Linked DNA regions of Mus musculus: region 1 is linked to region 2. Evidence: chromatin loops called from intact Hi-C (ENCODE). Cell type or tissue: heart. All regions are shown on one strand.

What was found. Hi-C counts contacts between places; a loop is a spot of excess contacts. Peaks named below come from ENCODE experiments on the same cell type or tissue, not always from the same donor. Only the 100,000 strongest peaks of a DNase experiment are listed, where the experiment ranks them.
Region 1: a loop joins it to region 2, with 4 times the contacts of the local background. A loop is called at or near these places in 1 of 42 quality-filtered maps.

Annotation. Positions count from the first base shown.
Region 1 is chr6:82,769,189-82,774,188 of GRCm38, reverse strand. It overlaps Hk2 (hexokinase 2), which reads left to right. Exons shown (of 18, transcript NM_013820.3): 1 at 1-271. The coding sequence starts at 209. Among named protein-coding and RNA genes, the nearest start is that of Hk2, 2.8 kb to the left of the region's middle. In heart, a CTCF peak has its summit at 2,105; DNase peaks (open chromatin) are centred at 588, 1,238 and 2,978; H3K4me3 peaks cover 3,242 bases; H3K27ac peaks cover 4,812 bases.
Region 2 is chr6:83,324,125-83,329,124 of GRCm38, reverse strand. It overlaps Mob1a (MOB kinase activator 1A), which reads right to left and starts at 3,086. Exons shown (of 6, transcript NM_145571.2): 1 at 2,858-3,086. The coding sequence starts at 2,871. It also overlaps a transcript of Mthfd2 not described here. In heart, no CTCF peak of the experiment used is centred here; DNase peaks (open chromatin) are centred at 2,854 and 3,114; H3K4me3 peaks cover 2,260 bases; H3K27ac peaks cover 1,539 bases.

The sequences.
Region 1 (5,000 bases), 550 kb after region 2:
AAAAAGAAAAAAAAAAACCCTGTTTCTGGAAACTTGAGGCCCTCAGCTGGTGAGCCATCGTGGTTAAGCTTCTTTGTGTGGCTCCTGGAGTCTTCGATCCCAGCCGGACACCCGGGCCTGGTTTCAAAGCGGTCGGACAGCGCTGCCTGCTCCATCGGTAGCGCTCGAGCCTCGGTTTCTCTATTTGGCCCCGACTCGCCGCAACAAGATGATCGCCTCGCATATGATCGCCTGCTTATTCACGGAGCTCAACCAAAACCAAGTGCAGAAGGTAAGTCGGCACGGGCGGGAGCTTCTGGCTCGCTTCGGACCAAGTTGCGTGCTCTCCCGGAATCTGGAGCACGCAGAGGACCTGCTTCCTCCTCCTTCGGGGCTGGAGACGTGGAACCAGTCTGGGTAGCTGGGAAAGTCCTGCGCGCGAGAAGCCACGTCTGCTAGGCACCCTCGTGGCCCGACCGCTCACCATCGATAGTCCCACCTACCCGGGACCTGCGCGCACCCTCCCCACCCTTAGAGCCCCTAATTTCTTGATGGGACGGCCGCCCTGCACGTAGTCTGAGACTGCTGCGCCCACGTGGGAGGAGCCCCCTTCTGCAGCCCCGAGTTCCGGCAGGAGCACGTGGGGAAGAATCCTGCTTAGGGGAGGAGGCGGGGTGGAAGCGTGTAGCAGCTGGGGCCCGGCCCTCTTGAATTTAAGGATGTGTTGAAGAGGCCTTCGGTTCCTCGTGGCGCTCCTTGGGGGTGGATCGGGGGTGGGGTGGGGGAGAGAGCCACCCAGGAAGGAGCGGGAAAGGGCGCAGAAAGACTAGCCTGCCGCGCCCCCTCCCCGGAACTGAACTGCCCGGAACTGAGGCTCGAAAGGGGCGCCCCCTCACAGCAGACCTTCCTGGGGACCGCCCCGCCTCGTCCCCGTGTCTGGCCGCCGAGTTGAGGGCGGATTTTGGATAGTATGTTCTGATTTGGAACTAAAAGTTACACGGAATGGACTCATCTTCCCACCCCACGATCCCCAGAGTTCTTTTTTTTCTTTTTTGTTTTTGTTTTGTTTTCTTGGTTTCTGAAAATGAACCTTTAGTCGCTCTGACCTTCCTGAGCCCACCTCACTCTGCCTTCCCGGCAAACTCCAGTTCTCTCGGCGCGCCATTTACATAAGAAAGCGCCTCCGGCCCTGCTTGGAGCCTCACTCTCCTCTTCGGGCTAGAGAGGTGGGGGTGGACCGGAGCCAGGCCCGGAGCGCTCTAACTCCCAGGAGAATTGAGTTTCTAAAATACCCAGGATTACGGGATTGGTTCCTACCCTAGTCCAGGATTTAGGAGAGGGAATGGTCTAGTATGGGGCAGGGGCCGAGGGTGGGTGCTGTCCAGAGGTTTGTGTTAGAGCTCAGTTACACATTTGAAATTACAGTGTCTCACAGGAACAAATTTTAGGGAAAGTGCCTTGACCACGTTCCAGCCCCCTCCCCCCTCTTCTCTTGGTCCTGACTGCGTGGGAGAGGTTGGTCGGTTGCTTTTGATGTATCCAGGGCCCTGGCAGATGAACCTCAGATTTGAGAGAGGTACCTGATTTGAGTTTATCGGTTGGTTTTTCTCTAATATCTTGGGACGTGGCCCTTCGCTTTAATTCGGTTTGTTTAGACATTTGCCTTTAGGCTGGCATGATTTTGCAGGCTCCATTGGGCTTATCTATTGATTCAGCCAACTCTTGACAATTCCTAAAACACAAAGTGGAGGAAGACTCTCTAGTCCTAGGGAGAGTGAATTTTCCTCTTGGACATCTGGATTCTTTTTATGAACTTTCTCTCCGATGATGGGACTGTGGTTGCACGACAGGTAGACACCCCTAGGGACGTGCGGTAGAATCGTCTGTTCCCGGGAATGGAAAGGGAATTAACCAGAGTATCTGAAAGTGAGTTCTAACTTCTGTCTTGTGGTTCATTCGCCACCCAGAGCCTCTTGGGAGGCCTGTTCCTACAAGATGCAGGTGACTGTGCCCATCCCATTTTATGGTGACTGACTGGGCACCACGATGTGAGCCTTTTGTTCCTTTACGTTTTTCTTTACACTCCCAACCCCAGGACACTTGGATGTACTTCCTCTAAGTTACCAATAGGGGCAGAATTGAATCAGGCCTGTAACTTAAAAAACCAGGTGTCACACGAGGGATTTAGATTCCCAGTTTAGACTCCCTGATCTGGCTTAGGTGTGCAAAGCTGTTTGATCCCCCTCAAGTTTGAGAAGAGATGCAGAGTATATTGGGAGTGTCTCTGTGCTGAGGAAGAATTATAAGATGAAACTGGTTTAGAAACGCTAGGTATATTTTGTTTTTGGTTTGAGACAAGGCCCCTCTACAGAGTCCGCCTGTTTGTTCAGTAACTCGCTGTTGTAGACCAGACAGTGTAGACCAGATCACAGAGATCTGCCTACCACCCTCCACCTTTCATTATCCCTGGCGGGCTGGACACTCACCTGTAGACCAGGGTAGCTTTGAACTCAGAGATGCACTTTCCTCTGCCTCTGCAGGAAAGGCATGGCCACCATGCCTGCTTTCTGATTGGGACTTTTCTGGAACTCCTCTAAGATTATCTTATTCTTGTCTTAGCACTTGGAAGTCATAGATAGTAACCAGCTACAACTAGCTTCACTTGGCATCCTAGTGGGCAAGTGCAGTGTCTACTCGCTTTTGCTCATTGCTATTGTGTAATTTAATGGAGAGCACCTGCTCTGGCTGCAAACAGAGCCCTGTTCCAGGTTCCAGACAAGGTTAGCTCATGAATATTCAAATAACTTCCCAAGATAAGCACGTTTGTTTTGAGTGTTCTTTATTGTATTGACACGGAACTGAGGTCACGATTAAGTTGTCCAAGATCACTTAAGGTTATTTTTGTAAGAACACCCGGATGGATGGCTTTTGCTCCTTGGTAAGAACAAATTGTTCTTGAGCTCACAGGCTTGCCTGCCTCTGGGGAACATTAGGGCTGTGCAGTGTTCACTCACGGTGCTGGGAACACTTTTACCCAGTGGTGTAGGCATGTAGCCGGTTTCCAGCTTGGCTTGAGCAATGGCATCGGTGCCACCAGAGCCCTGAATTCGTTTTTATCATCATTCTTCTGACAGCTACGACCCTGTCAGTTGGTCTGTGGACTCCTTGCAGACACCCAAAGAGTTTCCCAAGTTCTAGTCTCACCCAGACTGGAGTATTCCGGGAGCCTTCTTCTACACTCCTGTCTGCTACCCCCTCATTCCAGCTTCATTTTTCTTGCAACTTTCTTGCAATTTGAAACTTTCACTTCTCAGGCCCTGAACATGGAGTCTGGCTTTTCTCTGTGTACCGCTCCATCTGCACGCCTCCTCATTGTGCTCCTATCTCACTGGCTCTGCACGTCCCAAGGACTGGGTTAGAGGTGGCGTCACACCGTTTTCCCAACCTTGGAGCTTCAGACATTTTGTGCTAGAAAAATTTTGTGAGCGAGGGGCTATTGCAGTCTACAATAATATTCACAGTAAATAATTCTGTTTACCTTTTCCCTGTTTGAGACATATAGCTCAGGCTGGCCTCCAACTCTATACATAGAGGATGACCTTGAAATCTTGGTCTGATCCTCCTGCCTTAGCCCACATGGAACCTGCTTTATGTGGTGTTGAAATCAAACTCATGGCTTTGTGTATGATAGGCAAGGACTTTACCAACTGAGCTGCGGCCCCAGCTCCGCTTCCTCTTTTTATTATATACCTGGCTTGCCTAAAACTGCTATGTAGACCAGGTTGGTCTGGAACTCAGAGATCCACATATTTCTGCCTCTTGGGTGCTAGGGTTAAAGATGTGCACAACCACACCCTCTTCGTTCTTTTCTTCCTTTTTTTCTCTCCTACCCCCCTCTTTTGAGGTTGTGGGACCACAGCTTTCAGAGAAGGTCCTACCAGACTCACGGGGGGGGGGGTGGGGGGTGGAGGAACCAACTAGAAAGCTATGGGAGGTGCCTTTGTTTCAGGGAGCCACTGGGGAAGATTGGTGCTCTCCTTCTGGGAGTTTTCTGTCAGCTTTCTATCCAAGGTAGACATTCGAGCTGGCCCCCCCCCCCCGGGGTGGGGGATGGGGGGATGAGTGGGGGTGGGGCGTGGGTGGGGGAGGGGGAAGCTGGTGCTACCTTTCCAGGGACAGAGGCAGTGGTTCTTGGGAGAGGTTGCAAGATGGAGTCCAGAGTAAGCCTTGGCAGTTTGGGCCAATTAGGAAACGTTCTTTCACTTGTGTTCTTTCTGGGGGAAGTGACAGTCATACTCAAAGGTCTCGACTTGACTGTCAGCTGGGGCACCCCAGGTTGAAGCATCCTTTGAAGTAGCTGACTTCCAGTAACTCCCTTTCCCAGGAGTGAAAGGGCAGAGGATGTCCAGGGCAGGTGGGAAGTGTGCACCTCTGGGAGCTGGCGTTGTCCCCGGGGCTGGCTTCCCACTGGGGAAAACCTTAGAGGTGGGCTCACCAGACCATGAAAGCTGTGGCTGCCCTGGATTCATGGCCTTCCCTTAGGGACCAGAGGTGGCTGTCATGCCCTCATTCTTTTGGTTCAGTAGGGTGGGGTCTCCTAGAACCACAGTAGGGTATTTTGCCCCTCATATTCAGACCGTGGGCTATTGAGTGCTTTTTTCTTCTTACTAACCTTGGGGAGCCCCAACTCATAGTGTTGTAGTTAGTCTCCCCTTACATTTCATTATTACTTTTTGAGGTGCCAAGGGTTAAATTTCAGGGTCCTAGGCAAGTGCTCTATCACCTAACTTCATCTCCAGTCCCCCTTGCTTGTGTGCGTGCACACATGTGCACACGCGTGGTCGTCATGGTCTCATACTGCACGCAGTCCAGGCTGAGCTGGAACTCACTATGTAGCCCGGGTTAATAATCCCAAACTCATGACAATCAGTTTTCTGACATTATAGTGCTGGGTGTGACCCACCCCATCCTTCCTAGCCCTTGTATGCCTTTAATAGGTTTTGTCTTCTTTGGTTAGGATT
Region 2 (5,000 bases):
ACTTCTCCAGCACCATGTCAGCAGGTATGCTGCCATGCTCCCCACCATGATGCCAATGAACTAAACCTCTGAAACTGTAAGCAAGCCCAAATTAAATGTTTTCCTTTGTAAGAGTTGCCCTGTTCTTGTGTCTCTTCACAGCAGCACAACACTAAGACAAGGAGGATCTCTGGAACTTGCTGGCTTCCAGCCTAGTGGGGATAAAAAAGGAGTTTCAAGTTCAAAAAGATACCTTGCCTTAAAGAAGAGGCAAAAAGTGATAGGAGGCCCCCAATGCCCTCTTCTATGATGCTCTGTGTATCAGGACACAGCATCACACAGTGTGTGCCTACTCCACACTCACAGATCTACATATATGAAACAAACAAGTAAAAATTTAAAAGTGTTAGTGCAGGAGCAACACACAAGTTGTTGCATAGGACAATCTATTATCCCCATCTACCAGAGCATTTAACCAAGCAGTTCGTGTGGGGGAGGACACACTGTAGATTCTAGTGCTTGTTATAGCAACATCTTAACAATGCAAATCTACTCCTTCCATGCACTCGTAGATATGGAGTGTATATCCACATCATGGGATGCTGTGCAGTAAAAATAGGTAATGTGGTATATATAGTCAAAGCATAGCTGAACACATTACAGAACCAAATTAGAGCAAAGTCTATTTTGGTAACCCATAGAAAGCACAAACAACAACAAAACAGAAAAAGCATTAAAATAAGACATATCAGAATTGTGACAACATCTAAAAGGGGAAGGGAACAGACTCGTGGACTTACACCTTACCTGTGAAAGTAAATTTTAAATAGTGTAAAAAGTAAAAAATTATGAAAGTACTAGACTAAATATCATACTTTATAAAGAACTATATACATTAGAAGGATCACCCCAGGAACACATGGAGACAGGAAACTGAATAACAGGAAACTGAATATGGAAAATTAACATTAAATGATTTCTTAAGATTCAATAAGATCTTCATATGATAAATTGAGGTTTGTGCTTCAAGGGCTGAAGAGATGGCTCAGTAGTTAAGAACACTTGCTGTTCTTGCAGAGGACTGGGGTATACAGCTCCCAGCACCCACATGGTGGCTCACAACCATCCACAACTCCAGTCCCATGGGATTTGATGCCCTCTTCTGGCATCCGTGGGTACTGGATGTACATGGTATACATACATACATACATACATACAAGCAAAACACTCATACTCATAAAATGAAAGTAAATCCTAAACTGGGTATACTGGTATACATCTTTAATCCCAGCACTCTGGAGGGAGAGCGAGGCAGATCTCTGGGAGGTCAGCCTGGTTTACATAGTTAGCTCCAGGACAGCCAGAGCTACATTGTGAAACCCTATCTCAAAAAAAAAAAAAAACCAAACAAGCAAAAAAAAAAAAAAAAAAAAAAAAAAAAAACTAAATAACTAAATAAATCTTTGAAAAATACACTTACATTCTTCTAATGATGCCATCAAAACAGTTAAAATAACGCTGAGGATGGAAGAAGTCACAGATGTAATGAGACACTCATATCCAAAATACATAAAGAATTCTTACAACTGAAACCAAAAAGTCAGACGGACACAACCACTGCACCATATACACACGTGGAAATGTCACAGTGAAACCCATTAATTTGTACAATTAACAGATGCTAACAAAATAAAGAACAATCTGATTTTAAAATAGGAAAAGGATCTCAATAAACTCTATCCACAAATAGTCTGAAAACACAAAATACAGACACAGACACACACACACACACACACACACACACACAAACGATGCTTAACATTGCTGGTCATTGGGAGAATGTAAATCAATAAATTCCACTTCACCCTCAGATCTATCAGTGGTAATTACCAGGCAGGTGTGAACTGAAGAATTCTGAAAACTCAATACAATGAGAATGGGATGTTAAATGCAGTGCAGGCTTTAGAAGGCTTGGCAGTGCCTCAAAGGCTAACATGCAAAAACCTCACTAAGACCCAGGAGATACCATCACACACACATACCCAAAAACCTATAACCAGCTGCTCACAGCAGCGTTATTCAGAATAGCCAAAGAGTGGGAAAAACTGTCCATCGGTTTAAGTTATAAATAAAAACTTCCATTTACCTCACCTGGCTGAAGAGCTATGGACAGTCCACAAGAAGAGTCAGGTTTTTCAGGGACAAGCTCAAATAGACTCATAATGAAATAGTCAGCTCTACACCCAAGTACATACAGACGACACTAACTGGATCCATTACGTATGTATGTTGTATAGACGTAATATAGAATATAGATAAGAGAACATGAATTTGAATGGGAGATGAGAGGGCACTGGAGGAGTTAGAAATGAAAATACGCATCTATTAAGTTCTCAAAAAAAATAAAAACCTTAAAAAAAATTCACATGTGGGCCGAGATGAAAGCACCCACCTTTAATCCCAACATCTAAGAGGGCTCGAGGCCAGCCTGGGCTACATAGCAAGACCATTTCTCAAAACAAAACCCCCACATTTAAAGGAGGCCTGTCCTAGTGGCCGAGGCTGTATCCTGGCTCCTTGGGAAAGCAGAGGCAGGAGGAGTCCAGGTTCAAGCCCCGCCTGGGCTAAGAGAAAAGTCACATTGGAAGGAGCAATGCCCTCTTCCCAAATGCAAACCTGTGGGAAGCCACTGAGAACCTGCGCCTTTCTTTCTCAGCCTGGTCTGGTCACCGAGGCACTGCACATTTTCCTGCGCTAGCCGATCCCGGGGCGGCAGGCCCGGAGCAGCCCTAGGTCGGGCTCCGCCCTCCGCTTGGCCCCTCGGCCCGGCCCTGCCGACCGACACCCGCCCCGCCCCGGCCCGGCCCGGCCCACTCACAAGAGGAAGCTCATCCTCGCTAGCCCGAGGGGCCGTGGCCCCCGCCCCGTCAGACTCGGCGCCGCCGCGGGCACCGGGAGGCAGAGGACGGTCCGCGGCTCTACAGGGCTGCCGAAGCTTCACGGCCCGGGTTTGGTACCGAGTTCCAGCCGCCGCGACCAAGCACCGACCGCGGGCTCCTCCGCGCTGCCTCCCACAGCTCCGCGAGCCAAAATGCGGAACCAAGAGGATCTCGCGAGACCGGGCTTCTTCCCGTCCCGCTGAGCTTCACCCTGCCCCTTCCTGAGCTCAGCCAATCAGTATTCTGTGGGCACGGGAGGGAAATGGGGCCAACTAGGCGCCGCTGTCAACTGTTCCGTGGCCGAGGGACGTCTGCCAGCGCTACTTGGTGACTGTTTCGCTATTTAGAAAAACTTGATGTCTTCTCCTAAAGGAATGCTATTCTGGCCACCTCGCCTGTTGATGGACACCTGGGAGGTTTCTACACACACACTGTAACGCTGCTATGAATGTCCATGTGCATGTTCCGTGTGGGAGGATATGTTGACACCAGGTGACACTATGGTAGAATGAAGAAAAGAGGGGGGAGAAAAAAAACCTGTGGAAATAAATGAAACTGCAGATGCGCAGTGGCAAAGATCCAGTATTTTGCCGGTGGTTTAAAACCATTTGAATGCCACCTGTCACATTAATGTCATCAATTTTATTTTATCAACTTTTGGGTTCCTGTTTGTTTGCGTGTTGTTCCTTGGTTGAGACAGGATCTCAGGTGTTCCAGGCTGCCCAGGCTGGTTTAAAGTTTACTATGTCGCCAAGGATGACCCTGACCTCCTGACCGTCCTGCGTCTGCTTCCCAGGTGCGGGAATTACAGGCTTGAGCTACCACCTGCCTCCTTCTATTAACTTTTTAAACCACCTTTTATACATTTGTATTTATTAGTGTGGTATGTAGTAGTAGCTGGTTCTCCTTTTCTACCTTGATGGGGGGGGGGGCAGCCTAGGTTATCAGGATTATTCAGTAAGCTTTTTCTTTTCTTTCTTTCCTTTTTTTCACTAACTTCTGTAAATTTGTATGTGATTTAGAGTATGTGCCTTGATATATTTTTTGAATCTTTTGTTTGTTTGTTTTTGGTTTTGTTTTTTGTTGGTTTTTTTTGTTTGTTTGTTTTCCTGGTTTTTTGAGACAGGGTCTCTATGTAGTCCTGCTGTCCTGGAACTTGTTTTGTAGATCAGGCTGGCCTCGAACTAACAGATATCTTCCTGCCTCTGCCTCTTGTCCTTTTATTTGTTTATTTTTTTCATAAGTATATTTTTAAATAACATATTATTAAGGTTTGAGTCTGTGTCCTTATGTTTATATCAAGTCAGGACAAGCATGATGATACACAGCTTCTTTAATCCCAGCACTGGGAGGTAGAGGCAGATGGGTCTTTGTGAGTTCATGGCCAGCTTGGTCTGCATAGCATGTTCTAGGACAGCCATGACTACATAGAAAGACTCTCAAAAATTATATGTGTGTGTGTATGTATGTGTGTGTATGTATATATATATATATATGTATATGTGTGTATACATATATGACATTATATGTATACACACACATATATATATATATGTATATAACTATAAAAATATGATGTGAGAGGCTTGATTAAGAGCACTTAATACCTGTATAGTATAGTACCTGAGTTCAGGGTCCAGCATGCACACTGTCTGTAACTATCTGTAACTTCATTTCCAGAGCATCTAACACTCTCTTCTGACCTCCACGGGCATCAGGCATACATGCATGTCACATGCATGTAAGCTGGCAAAACACTTATAAAATAAAAAAAAATCTTCTTTTAAAAAGGAAAAAAATGCTGGGTGTGGTGGTGCACGCCTTTAATCCCAGCACTCGGGAGGCAGAGACAGGCAGATTTCTGAGTTCGAGGCCAGCCTGGTCTACAAAGTGAGTTCCAGGACAGCCAGGGCTACACAGAGAAACCCTGTTTCAGAAAAAAAAAAAAAAAAAAAAAAAAAAAGCAGACTAAATGAACTCCAGGTTTGTTGTTTGTTTGGGGCTTTTTTCCATCTTTTAATGAAATGATTCTTAAAATTGTAGAATTATTAAATCTATGAGGAAAAAACTTATTAAAGACAC